Regions from separate parts of the Homo sapiens genome. Here all the other regions are linked to region 1. Evidence: chromatin contacts called from ENCODE Hi-C data. All regions are on one chromosome and are shown on one strand. Each heading gives the region's core, a stretch centred on a gene start or an enhancer-like site at or near the end of the contact. The rest is flanking DNA. Distances are from core to core; before and after follow the strand shown.

What was found. Hi-C counts contacts between places; a loop is a spot of excess contacts on that map. Pooled maps may share reads with other maps.
Region 2: a pooled map shows a loop between it and region 1 (9-fold over the local background). The contact joins the enhancer-like site here to the promoter of SEC11C in region 1. A Hi-C loop is called at or near these places in 6 of 37 single-sample maps with no recorded cell type and 8 of 50 pooled maps.
Region 3: a loop to region 1 is called in a pooled map, with 5 times the contacts of the local background. The contact joins the enhancer-like site here to the promoter of SEC11C in region 1. A Hi-C loop is called at or near these places in 3 of 168 maps with a recorded cell type or tissue (CD4-positive, alpha-beta memory T cell, gastrocnemius medialis and naive thymus-derived CD4-positive, alpha-beta T cell), 1 of 37 single-sample maps with no recorded cell type and 9 of 50 pooled maps.

The regions. Positions count from the first base shown.
Region 1 is chr18:59,138,518-59,142,605 of GRCh38, reverse strand. SEC11C (SEC11 homolog C, signal peptidase complex subunit) reads right to left here and starts at 2,722. Exons shown (of 6, transcript NM_033280.4): 1 at 2,571-2,722. The coding sequence starts at 2,657. RefSeq lists enhancers at 1-79, 898-947, 2,863-2,962, 3,043-3,132 and silencers at 2,683-2,822, 3,243-3,292.
Region 2 is chr18:57,836,082-57,840,289 of GRCh38, reverse strand. It overlaps the pseudogene RSL24D1P11. Among named protein-coding and RNA genes, the nearest start is that of ATP8B1, 35 kb to the right of the region's middle. Within about 2 kb of position 2,274, at least 3 of the 41 ENCODE cell types and tissues checked have a DNase peak (open chromatin) inside an H3K27ac peak, as active enhancers do.
Region 3 is chr18:57,647,988-57,652,068 of GRCh38, reverse strand. It overlaps ATP8B1 (ATPase phospholipid transporting 8B1), which reads left to right. Exons shown (of 28, transcript NM_001374385.1): 26 at 1-35; 27 at 1,572-1,702; 28 at 3,357-4,081. The coding sequence ends at 3,581. All of the region lies in intron 2 of ATP8B1-AS1 (ATP8B1 antisense RNA 1), which reads right to left. Among named protein-coding and RNA genes, the nearest start is that of ATP8B1-AS1, 20 kb to the right of the region's middle. RefSeq lists an enhancer at 2,136-2,285. Within about 2 kb of position 2,133, at least 3 of the 41 ENCODE cell types and tissues checked have a DNase peak (open chromatin) inside an H3K27ac peak, as active enhancers do.

The DNA of each region.
Region 1 (4,088 bases), core at 1,473-3,972:
TTCTAAAGTAAAATCAGCCTTACAAGTCACGTCACTCTAAAGCAGAAGCTGTTCACTGGAATTTACATTCAAAAACCTCCCCACCGGCTCTGCCTGACTTAAAGGATTTGATAAATAACCGCTGTTTCATTATGAATTACAGATCTGATGAGGAAAGCCCCAAACCATGGTTTTAAACAACGATTGCCGTTTTCAGACAAGTTTTCAAGTCATCTGGCTCCACCCCGATAAAATCTTGCCACTTAGCCAGTAAAGAACTTGTACCAAGAATATATTTTCCAGTATAATTTCCCATGCTTGAAAAGTTCATTAAGGGAAAGCAAAATCAATTCCTCAAAAAAACTTCCTTTGAGCAAGCCATCTACCTGCTAAGGAAATGTCCAAATACACAAAAATATAAAAATCAAACTAAGAAACCACAGATCACACTTTTAACACCTTAACTTTAAGAAACCTACGAATCAGATTCTAGGCATAAAATCCTGGAATCCAGAAAAGTAATTTTGATTGAACTACTGACAAGCTGACTGCGGTCTGGAAAAAAAAAACCACCACCATGTTTCACAGGTGCTTTTGTTGTTGTTCACCTTTGCCTACCAACTTTGTATGCTCAGCACTTAATGCTCACAGCAGAGTGTAGAACTAAGTCCATACTCAGTCATTGTCAACCAATGATGAAACAGCCAATGTCTAAGAGTTTTAAGCAAACATTTCAGATCAAATATTCTGGCTGACAGCAGCAGCACTGCCAGTAGCTGTATTTCTTCCTCTCTTCCTCACTGCAGAAACAAAGAGCCCTTGTGTTGCATGTGGGTCCTGCTTTAATAGTAAGCAGGGGCAGCAGAGAAAGAAGGTCCTGCTTTCAAGACTGGTGGAGCATGCAGGCCTGACAAAGTGTCATAAGATGCTATTTTGGAGGGAAGAAGAGAAAAAAAAAAAAAGACAAAGCTTTTTTAAAAAGTACCAAGAAGCAGTAGATTTGAGCTTGCTGAATTTTAATTAGAAGACTAGCAAAACAGGCAATACAGCCAGCTACTGGCAGGCCTTATCGCTGAGAGCAAAAACACACTGATCTTTCAAAGGGCAAACTGGTTTAGGGATCAATACACTCATCAGAGGGCCTTTTCTGACAGTCTGCAATTATAGCCATCAGTAATCAGTACCAATTTTAGAGACACTTTAAAAACCCAGCCATTAAGTCTAGATTTTTAAACAAAGCTCTGCTTCCTGGAGGATATTCTTGTGAACAGCATCAATGCTCAGGACATTAGCAGTTACTTTTTTAAGCTGGTGATAATCTCTACTACAACTCATCTTCCAGAAACAGGAGTCATCAGCTTTGCACACCTAGACACTACCACATCCTAAACACGGTTGATGAAATAGAAATTATCAAACTTTCCCACACTACTGCACTAGTCTGAAATTCTACTTGGGGAAGGGGGAGGAGAGTGAGAGGGGAAAAACACGTATGCCTAAAGGAGTAAGCTGTGACCTCCCATGGGCACCACCCCACATCTCAACATGATGGAGCAAATGAAACTGGATGCCATCAAAATAATGAGGATTAATACCATTTTCAAAGACAATCAAAACTCCCTGGTTGGAAGGTCCCATTTTTCTTAGCACAATTTATTAGTAGCAATAGTGGCATTAGTATCCACCGTGATATTCAGGTCCTACAGGTCCCCCAAATTCTCTACCTAGAAGCCTACATAGTCGTATTTTTCCTGACTGAGAGGGCTTCCTTTCCAATCCCTACTCACTCTTAACCTTATAGTGAAGAGATAAGGCCCCAAAGACAGTGATGATGGCCAATAAGTGGCTAAAAAGAGAGCAAGAGGAACGTTTTCCTCTGAGGTCCTCTCACAAAGGAGAGGGAATTCAACCACCCCAGCTGCCCAAAGACCCTACACTGCCTCCTATATTCAGAGTGCAGCCATCTCAGAAGTTAGAGAAGGCTTCTGGAATCTCGCTGGGAACACTGGTTGAGTCCACAATGATTGCGCACAGCTTGTGAGCTCTCTAGGCACAAGGAGCATTATTTAGTCCCGACCCACGGTCAGGGGAAAAACAACTGCCCAGGCTGGGAAGAAACTGCTTTGGGAGGCATCGCTGGACAGCTCCCGTTGTAGGAAAGTTCTTCCCTCTCGCCTGCCTTTCTGCCTCTTCCACCTGCCGGCAGTCAGGCCTCTGAAGCCCCACAGAGAAATCGGTTCCCTCTTCACCGGGTGGCCCTTCAAATACGCTCAGAGAGCTGTCGTTCACCGAGTCATCTCTCCCACAAGCGTGGCTGTGGCATTCTCAACCACATTTGACATTCCATGGCACGGGGTTTCTATTCTCCCCTTTCCTGCACCCTCCCCTAATTGTGCTCTTGTCAGGGCAAGGAAGTGCACACCCATGCCCACACGTAGGCGTAGAACCCAGGGCCTGAGAGCCCAGCGCGGGAGCTTCGGGTGGCCGCCCGGCCGCATTCACTGGGAGCCGGAGCCCTGACTGGGAAGCCCCGACTCCCCGCTAGCACAGGCGGTCCCGGCCACGGCGCGCTCACCACCCTCCTCCGTCACCTGGCGCTTGTTCATCTTCTTCAGGTCCCCGAAGATATCCAAGCCGGACGCGGGGAGATGAGCCCCCACGGCGCCCGCACGCACCATAGCAGGGTCTCCGGGGACCTAGCGGCCCGCCGGCTCTGGGTGGCACAGACGGCTGCGGAGCACCTGCCGGCCCCCGCCCACCGGCCCAGCGTCCTTGCGGCCACGTGACCGGCGACTCGCTTGGGCGTCTGGGAATCGTAGTCTCGCCAGTCTTGGGCACTGGCCAGCCAGGAATGAACCTGAAGGAAGAAAACTACCACTCCCAGAATGCTGCGGGGTGGGCACCTCGGCCAGTGAAGACCCGGGGCTCCTAGGGAGGGCAGCTACAGGGCTCCGGAGCCTTGTCCGACCCTTCGGAGGGAACATCGAGCAGCGAGTGACCCCGCATACCTCGGGGGGCAACTCGGGGAAGGGACTACTCAAGAGGAGCTGAATTTCCCGACTCTGGTCAGGCGCCAAGAGGACACCTAACTCCCGCTCGCAAATCACCTAGCCGTGTATCTTGGCTATTGGATGACTGCAGCGAGGAAAGGTGGTGCCTCTACGCTGGGGCGGGCTGAGCCGAATTGGGGCGGGGCCTAAAGATGGACTGCGGTGGGCGGGGCTTGGAAGAGGCGGGACTTTTGAGGCCGCTGAATTCTGCATTTTGAGTGGTACCACTTGTATGCAAGGAAGTATCTTTGAATGCCTTGACCATAATTGGGTTGCAATAGATATTAATTAAATGAATACATAACCACCTAATTTCATACACGAGAAAGCAAAGGCCCAGAAAGGTTCATTGACATGGCCAAGGTTAAGTGGAAATGAGTGGAATATAACTCAAAGTTTTAAATTTAGAAGTCCTAGATCATCACAGTTCTGATCCTAGATTACCTTTGGTTCATTCACTCACTCGTGTATGCATTATGCATTCTTTATTGTATTTATTTATCCACAAATCTTTATGGAGCACCTACCATGCACCTGGCCTTGTTCTAGGCACTTGAGAAACATCAGTTAACAAAACAAGCAAAGATTCTTGCCCTCATGAAGCTTATATTCTACCGAAGGCAGACATAATGGATAATTTATACGGTACCTAAAGGATGGAGGTGCTATGACAACAGGAAAAGCAGATAAGTTGAATGGGGAGGTCTGGGGGAAAGGATCAGGTTGCAATTTAAAATATACCAGAAGCTGACTTACCATGAAGCTAATGAAAGGTAAGTTCTGGGACCCTTCAATTGCAAAGGTGTTTTTCCAAGGTGTGGGAGAAACTTAACCATAGAATGTGTAAAACTTTCAAAAGCAAGATATTGCAATTGCTATTGGTTAAGAGTTCTGTTTCTTTGCATTCCAACTTCACCTCCATTACATTTCCCCTCCTGTTGGAGGGACAAGGAGAATTTTGGGGATCCAGCTAAGGAGGAAACGAGTTGGAGATACATTTGGTTTGAGTTTAGTGAATTTATTTATGTGGTTCATGGTCTTTCCTGCCATCCTCGTGTA
Region 2 (4,208 bases), core at 1,025-3,524, 1.3 Mb after region 1:
AAGCCATGCCTCAAGCATAGCAGATGCATTAGCAAATCTGGAAAGTATACCAAAGGTCAAGTTCAGGAAGTGACAGTTGTGAAAAATATTCATAACCCTCCAGCCACCCAAAGAGAGCAAGCTTACTCTGACCATGCAGATTCACAGAATCTATATGTGCTCTGACAAGATTTGCCATGAGATGCTTACATAAGTAGCCATAGTGATCAAACCAGGCAATCCGGGTACTGTCCACATGTCATAGTTACACATCATTAGCAAAAAATGGAGAAAATCAGAGAACAGTCCACGGCTATCATACCAGAAGTGCTATAACACCATATTCAGCAACAGAACACAGGGAACCGAATGGTGAGACACATTTACAAGTAGATACACTGACAAAAGCAAGTTAAGATTATGTATAAAATATTAGTTCCATGCATGTCTATATCCTGAGGTAATTTTAAATTTAAACATTGTTTTATGTCCAACTATAATTTTTTTCTTTTTAAATGGTTTTATTTTATGTGCAAATAATGAGCAGATGTTGTATCCATAAATTCTACTTTCCAAAAACAGGAGCTTTTTAACAGAAAACCACATAATAACTTTTAAAAGGCACTAGGATTCCTCTGCTTCTAGATCATTGCTAGGCTAGAAAAATAAAGTTTTTTCTACCAGGAATCAGAAGTTAGAACTGAGTATTCTCCAAAGTGGAAATTCTAGAGTGTAGTGTCACTCCAGGCAAAGATTATTCAGTTCTCATCCCAAACATCCACAACTACCTATCAGAAAGGTTAAACCAAGTTGAAACAGTCCAGCATAATTAGGCTTCATCAAACAATGTCATTATGCTCTTCTAAGATGCAAATAAACCAAAACAGGAAATACTAAAATCAAAATATTTGACACCGTCATACAAATTGTTAGTTCCTTGTTGTCTCCCCCCTTCTATAACATTAATAAAGTGAATATTTTACTGCAAAGAATATTTTATTTTATACATCACTAGCCATGATTTTTTGCCATTAGTGATTATACAAATGCTGTCTAGTCCATTATCCAGATGACATAACCATTTTACGTCCACAATTCACTTCTACAGTTATAAGTAGAATTTTCGTGATTTACATAAGTACACATATCAGTGAAGATTTAATACTGAGATGCAATCTAACATCCGTAATATCTTGTGTTTTGTAGATGGCAGTGTAGGAGAGATATATTTTAATCACTTTTCATTTAAATGAACTTATGTAAAAAATAAACTAATAATTTAGCAGTTCCAAGTCTCCAAAGGGCATTTTCAAATGTCCATAAAATAAATGGTTACAGAAATGTTTAAGAAGCATCTTCATGTCCACATCCTGTTGTAACTGCTGTACCATTTTCTCTTCCAACTCCTTCCCTTTGCCTGCAAGACGGGCTTGGGTAAGATGGATGCTTTGCTTGACTTCTTTGATATCCTGAACTTTCTGTAGCTCTTTATTTTTCTTCAATCTGTTCATTATAAATTTAGCTTGGTGTTTCTGTTTGATCTCTTCAACTCTCTTCATTGCATCAATAGTTTTATTCCATAGCTCTCGCTGGTATTTGATAAGTTCATTTCTATGTTTGTCAAATTCAAATGAATTATCTACTGTAAGCTCTTTACCAGCTGCTTTCTGGAATGGTTTGGTCCGCCTAACTTTGCGAGGATTGCACTTCTTTTTAAAGTGTTTATGACATTTAGATTTACAAAATCCGAACACTTTGCAATCGTTGTGGATGAACAACATGTCATAGCCAGGGTAGATGGGCCCCGAACAGAAATAACACTTCTCGATGCGCATGTTGAACCCGTGTGGTTCCCCACTGACCACACGCTAAGCTTGAGAGCCCAACTACAATTTCTTTTTTGACTTTTCATTTTGAAATAATGATAGAGTCACCAGAAGGTTCAAAGAAAGTGTACAGGGAGGCCCAGTGTACCCTATACCTAGCCTCCTTCAGTGGTGGTAACATCTTGAATAATTACAGTACAAAATCAAAATCAGGAAATTGACATTGAAATGCTCCACAGAGCTGATTCAGATTTCATTGTTTTTATAAGCACACACGTGTGTACTTCTATACAATCTTATTACGAGTGTAGCTTCCTGTAACCACCAACACAATCGAGATACACAACTGTGCCATCACTACAAGGCTGCCTCATGCTGTAACTGCCCAGCGGGTTCACCCTGCTCACTGCCTAGACAGAGCTGTTTTATCAAGATAGGGGAATTTCTACAGAGAAAGAGTCATTCATGCAGAGCTGTCTGTGTGGGAGACCAGAGTTTCATTATTACTCAAATCAGTCTCCCTGAGCATTCGGGGATCAGAATTTTTTTTTTTCTTTTGAGACGGAGTCTCGCTCTGTCGCCTAGGCTGGAGTGCAGTGGCGCAATCTCGGCTCACTGCAAGCTCCGCCTCCCGGGTTCATGCCATTCTCCTGCCTCAGCCTCCCAAGTAGCTGGGACTATAGGCGCCTGCCACTGCGCCCGGCTGATTTTTTGTATTTTTAGTAGAGAGGGGGTTTCACCGTGTTAGCCAGGATGGTCTCGATCTCCTGACCTCGTGATCTGCCCACCTCGGCCTCCCAAAGTGCTGGGATTACAGGCTTGAGCCACTGTGCCTGGCCTATTTTTTTTTTTTTTTTTTTTGAGACAGAGTCTTGCTCTGCCGCCCAGGCTGAAGTGCAGTGACGCGATCTTTGCCCCCTGCAACCTCCGCCTCCGAGGTTCAAGCCATTCTCCTGCCTCAGCCTCCTGAATGGCTGGGATTATTGGCGCCTGCCATCACTCCCAGCTAATTTTTGTATTTTTTAGTAGTGACGGGGTTTTGACATGTTGGCCAGCCTGGTCTCAAACCCCTGACCTCAGGTGATCTGCCCGCCTTGGCCTCCCAAGGTGTTAGGATTACAGATGTGAGCCACTGTGCCTGGCCAAGTGTTTAGCTTTTTAAGAAACTGATATTTTCCAGAGTGGCTATGCTATTTACATTACTATAAATGTAGGGAAATAGATAATTTTCTCTCAATCTTTCATAATTCTTAGTTGGGATGGGCCACTGTAACAAAAAACAGATTAAAAAGAGACAAATAAACAGAAGATTATTAACATGTATACCTCGTGTAGTATACAGGGAGATACCCAGAGAAATTGGTAAATTTCAAAGAGGTGGCTTTGAACTCACACTTAAATGCCATGTCTGCTGAAACAAAAAGAAGGGTGTAGGGAAAGTTGATTATGCTCAGGAAAAACTGGCAAATAAGAGTAAGATTTGTTATGGAGATTTAAGTCAGTGCCTTCTCCATCAATAAAGGATAACTGTCTCCAGTGACTTAGAGTCATCCTGTCCTCCTGGGGTAATGTGGATGATAAGGTAACTTCCACTCTGTTTTCAGAGCTTCTCCTGTGGTTGCAGTTTCCCAAAATAATCAGCTCAAAATAGAGAGGGGAGAGGAGAGAAAGAGAAGGAGAGTTATCATAAGGAATTGGCTTATGTGATTGTGGAGGCCGAGAAGTCCCACCATCTGCCATCTGCAAGCTGGCAGCTGGGGAAAGCCAGGGGTATCATTCAATCTGAGTCCAAAGGCCTGAGAACCAGGGGAGCTGATGATGTAAACTGCAGTCTGAGGGAAGGAGAGAGTGATATTCCAGCTCAAGTCATCTGGCAGAAAAGAAGGACCAAATTCAGGGCTGGGCGAGGTGGCTCACGCCTGTAATCCCAGCACTTTAGGGGGCCGAGGCAAGTGGATCACTTGAGCTCAGGAGTTTGAGACCAGCCTGGCCAATATGGTGAAACCCCATCTCTACTAAAAATACAAAAATTAGCTGGGCATGGTGGCATGTGCCTGTAATCCCAGCTATTTGGGAGGCTGAGGCGGGAGAATCGCTTGAACCTGGGAGGCAGAGGTTGCAGTGAGTTAAGATCGCACCACTGCACTCCAGCCCGGGTGACAGAGTGAGACTCTGTCTCCAAAAAAAAAAGGCCAAATTCTCCCTTCCTCTGCCTTAAAGCCCTCAACAGCCCATTGAGGAGGGTGATCCACTCATAGACAGAATTGGAAATGACGTTTTGCCAAGTATCTGGGAACCCCATGACCCAGTCAAGATGAAACATAAAATTAACCATCACAAATGCTAATGATCAGATATAAAACGGGAAGTGGGGTAGGGAGTACTTAGAGGTGGGGGGCAACA
Region 3 (4,081 bases), core at 884-3,383, 1.5 Mb after region 1:
ACATGTTCTCTTTCCATCTGCATTTCAATTTACAGGTTGGTATTTCCAAATTCCAAAAATAAATGTACAGACAAATGTCATTAGTTTAGATTTTGACATAACTTCTGTTAAGTAATAAAATATACAAGGTGGAATGGCTGGGCACAGTGGCTCACACCTGTAATCCCAGCATTTTGGGAGGCCGAGGCAAGTGGATTGCTTGAGCCCAGCAGTTCAAGACCAGCCTGGACAACATGGCTAAACCCCATCTCTACAAAAAATACAAAAAAATTAGCCAGGCATGGTGGCACATGCCTGTAGTTCTAGCTACTGGAGAGGCTGAAGTGGGAGGATTGCTTGACCTGGGACGTTGAGGCTACAGTGAGTCGTGATGGCACTGCTGTACTCTAGCCCAGGTGACAGAGCGGGACCCTGTCTCAAAAAAAAAACAAAAAAAACAAAGCACAACAAAACAAATATATACAAATTATTATTGCTAGTGAAAATTAATGTCTTGTCTGGAAATTAAATGGTGATGGTGGGTTGAAAGGGCATAACATGATGGGAGGAAGACAAATTAAAATAGCTTTACAATAGCGCTGTACGTGTGTTGAATTAGATAACTTAAGACTTAAAAGGCTGGATAAAAGCCTATTCTTTCTTTCCCATAAAACCTAATACTGGGGCTAGATGTGGTAGCTCACGCCTGTAATCCCAGCACTTTGGGAGGCCAATATGGGTGGATCACTTGAGCTCAGGAGTTTGAGACCAGCCTGGGCAACATGGTGAAACCCCATCTCTACAAAAAATACAAAAATTAGCCAAGCGTGGTGGCGCACACCTGTAGTCCCAGCTATTCAGGAGGCTAAGGTAGGAGGACACCTGAGCCCAGGAGGTTGAGGCTGCAGTGAGCCATGATCACGCCACTGCACTCCAACGTGGGTAACAGAGTGAGACCCTATCTCAAAAAAAAGTCAGAAGTCTTGATCACCTAACTTTGCATTTTTAATCAATGCAATGTCAACAAATGTGCTTTTTTTCCTTATTTGCTCACTTATGTAAATTTGCCTTGTTTCAAATAATTTACCTTCCCAATTTTGCTTTGCTTAGTCTGATTTTAAAATGTCTGTTCTTTGAGCCATAATGGATATTTTGGGGAGGCCAATCCAGTTGTAAAACTTTACCATAAATGATCTATTTATAGATTATGAAATATTAACTATGTTCTTTTTTTTATTTTATTTTTTATTTTTGAGACAGAGTTTTGCTTTATCACCCAGGCTGGAGTGCGGTGGCACAATTTCGGCTCACTGCAACTTCCGCCTTCCGGGTTCAAGCAATTCTGCTGTCTCCTGAGTAGCTGGGACTACAGGTGCACACCACCATGCCCGGCTGATTTTTTGTATTTTAGTAGAGACGGGGTTTCACCATGTTGCCCAGGCTGGTCTCGAACTCCTGAGCTCTGGCAATCCACCCACCTTGGCCTCTCAAAGTGTTAGGATTACAGGCATGAGCCACCACACCTGGCGAAATATTAACTATGTTCTTAGGAAAAAAGAACCACAGTGATGCATTTGCCATGTTCTTTACAGGCACAGCTTCAAACGCTCTGAGACAGCCATACATTTGGTTAACTATCATCCTGGCTGTTGCTGTGTGCTTACTACCCGTCGTTGCCATTCGATTCCTGTCAATGACCATCTGGCCATCAGAAAGTGATAAGGTATAAAGAATATAGTCCTTTCCCAACTCTGTCCCTCACAGAAACCAAAGCGTTTCCCAACAGCACGTTTCCTGCAAAATTCTAAGCTCATGGGAAGTTTGGTAAGAATGATTTTTCATGATTGCTTCTCTTTAACTCTATCTCACAAATAAGTCTTTTGGAATTGGGAGTTTAGTGTGCTTGCTTTTTAATACAAAAATTACCAAACATAAACAAAAAAGGGAGAACAGAATGAGCCCCATATATCTATCTCCTCAGTTTAACAATTACAGTATTAACATTTTGTCATACAAATCAGATTGGGTTTTTTTTCTTTATTTAAGAAAAATGTCACCTTCTGTAGCAGGATCCTTTGAGCTACAAGGAACAGAAAGCTGTGACTCAAAACATCTCTACAGTAGTGCGTCATCATTAATCATTAGTAGGCTTCAGGCCCAGTTGATTGAGCAATTTAATGTTGTCAAGAAAGGATTGGGCTGGTTCTTGCCATCTCTTCTCTCAGAAACCTTCATTATTAGCTTCATATGGATGCTGGAAGATGGCCAGAGCAGTTCTGGGTATCACTTCCTGACCTATCAGTGTCGGGGGGAGATAAGAGCCTATTCTGTAGCTCCTTAGGGGCCGTGGAACTTCTCACCCAAGGGCCCCAGTACAGTGCCCTCAGGTCTCACGTGCCAAAATTAGGTCACTTGCCCATTCTGGACTAGTTTAGCAAGGGAAATCAACCTGCCCACCGCCCATGAGAAATGTGGCTGTGAGGGGTTGGGGGGGGCAATCTGAATACAATCAATTTCCATTAGAAAGAAGGAGAGAGTAGAGGCTACTGAGGCAACCTTCAGTATCCCTCGGGTCTCCCTTTTGCAGTGCCAACAGTATGCAGTAACAACCCAGGAAAGAGGCCCTACTGAATTTTCTCTTTGACTGTACCCATCTGGTCTGAACTAGAAAAGGGCACTAGCTTCAGAGGAGTGGGAATCTTGGCTTTGCATTTTCTAGCTGTGTGACCTTGGAAAAGTTAAATAACCTTCCCTTGGCTTCAATATATATCTCCAGGTAGGTAGGTAGGTAGATCGATTGATCAATCAATCTATGTATAGATATAGAGAGATGGATATAGATTTATATCATCATATATATATGTCGATATAGATAGATAGATAGATAGATAGATAGATATAGCCAAGCACTGTGGTTCATGCCTGTAATCCCAGAACTTTTGGAGGCCGAGGCAGGCAGATCACTTGAGGTCAGGACCAGCCTGGCCAACATGGTGAAATTCTGTCTCCACTAAAAATACAAAAATTAGACGGGTGTGGCAGTGCGTGCCTGTAACCCCAGTTACTCAGGAGGCTGAGGCAGGAGGATCGCTTGAACCTGGGAGGCAGAGGTTGCAGTGAGCCAAGATCGTGCCATTGCACTCAAGTCTGGGTGACAGAGCGAGACTGTCTCAAAAACAAAAAAAAAGATATAGACACACATACACACACACACACACACACACACACACACACACAAGTGGGGACAGAACTGCCTGCATCAAAATGGGGCAGGTGTCAGGGGAGTTCATCAGTGTTCATTTCTGTCAACCGTCTGGCCAGGCCTCCTCCCTGGTGTGGATCTTATTTTCATCCCTCCCCATCTCTCCCCCTTGCAGATCCAGAAGCATCGCAAGCGGTTGAAGGCGGAGGAGCAGTGGCAGCGACGGCAGCAGGTGTTCCGCCGGGGCGTGTCAACGCGGCGCTCGGCCTACGCCTTCTCGCACCAGCGGGGCTACGCGGACCTCATCTCCTCCGGGCGCAGCATCCGCAAGAAGCGCTCGCCGCTTGATGCCATCGTGGCGGATGGCACCGCGGAGTACAGGCGCACCGGGGACAGCTGATCCCTTACCCCCAGGCTGGGATGCGGCCACAAAGCACGTCTATTTTTTTATGAAAGACTCTCAGGACTTTGTGTGTGTGTGTGAATTGCATTCATCACAAAGATATTGAAGACAATAAATAATCTTTATAACAAACTCCTTGGGTTGGACTATTAAACAATAGCAGAGCCAAGAAATAGGACTTTTAAAAGTCCTATTATTCGGCCGGGCGTGGTGGCTCAGGTCTGTAATCCCAGCACTTTAGGAGGCTGAGGAGGGGAGATCACCTGAGGCCAGGAGTTCGAGACCAGCCCAGCCAACATGGTGAAACCCTGTCTCTACCATAAATTAAAAATTAGCCGGGCTTGGTGGTGGGCACCCGTAATCCCACCTATTTGAGAAGCTGAAGCAGAAGAATCGCTTGAACCTGGGAGATGGAGGTTACAGTGAGCCGAGATTGCGCCACTGCACTCCAGCCTGGGTGACAGAGCAAGACTCTGTCTTAAGAAAAATTTAAAAAT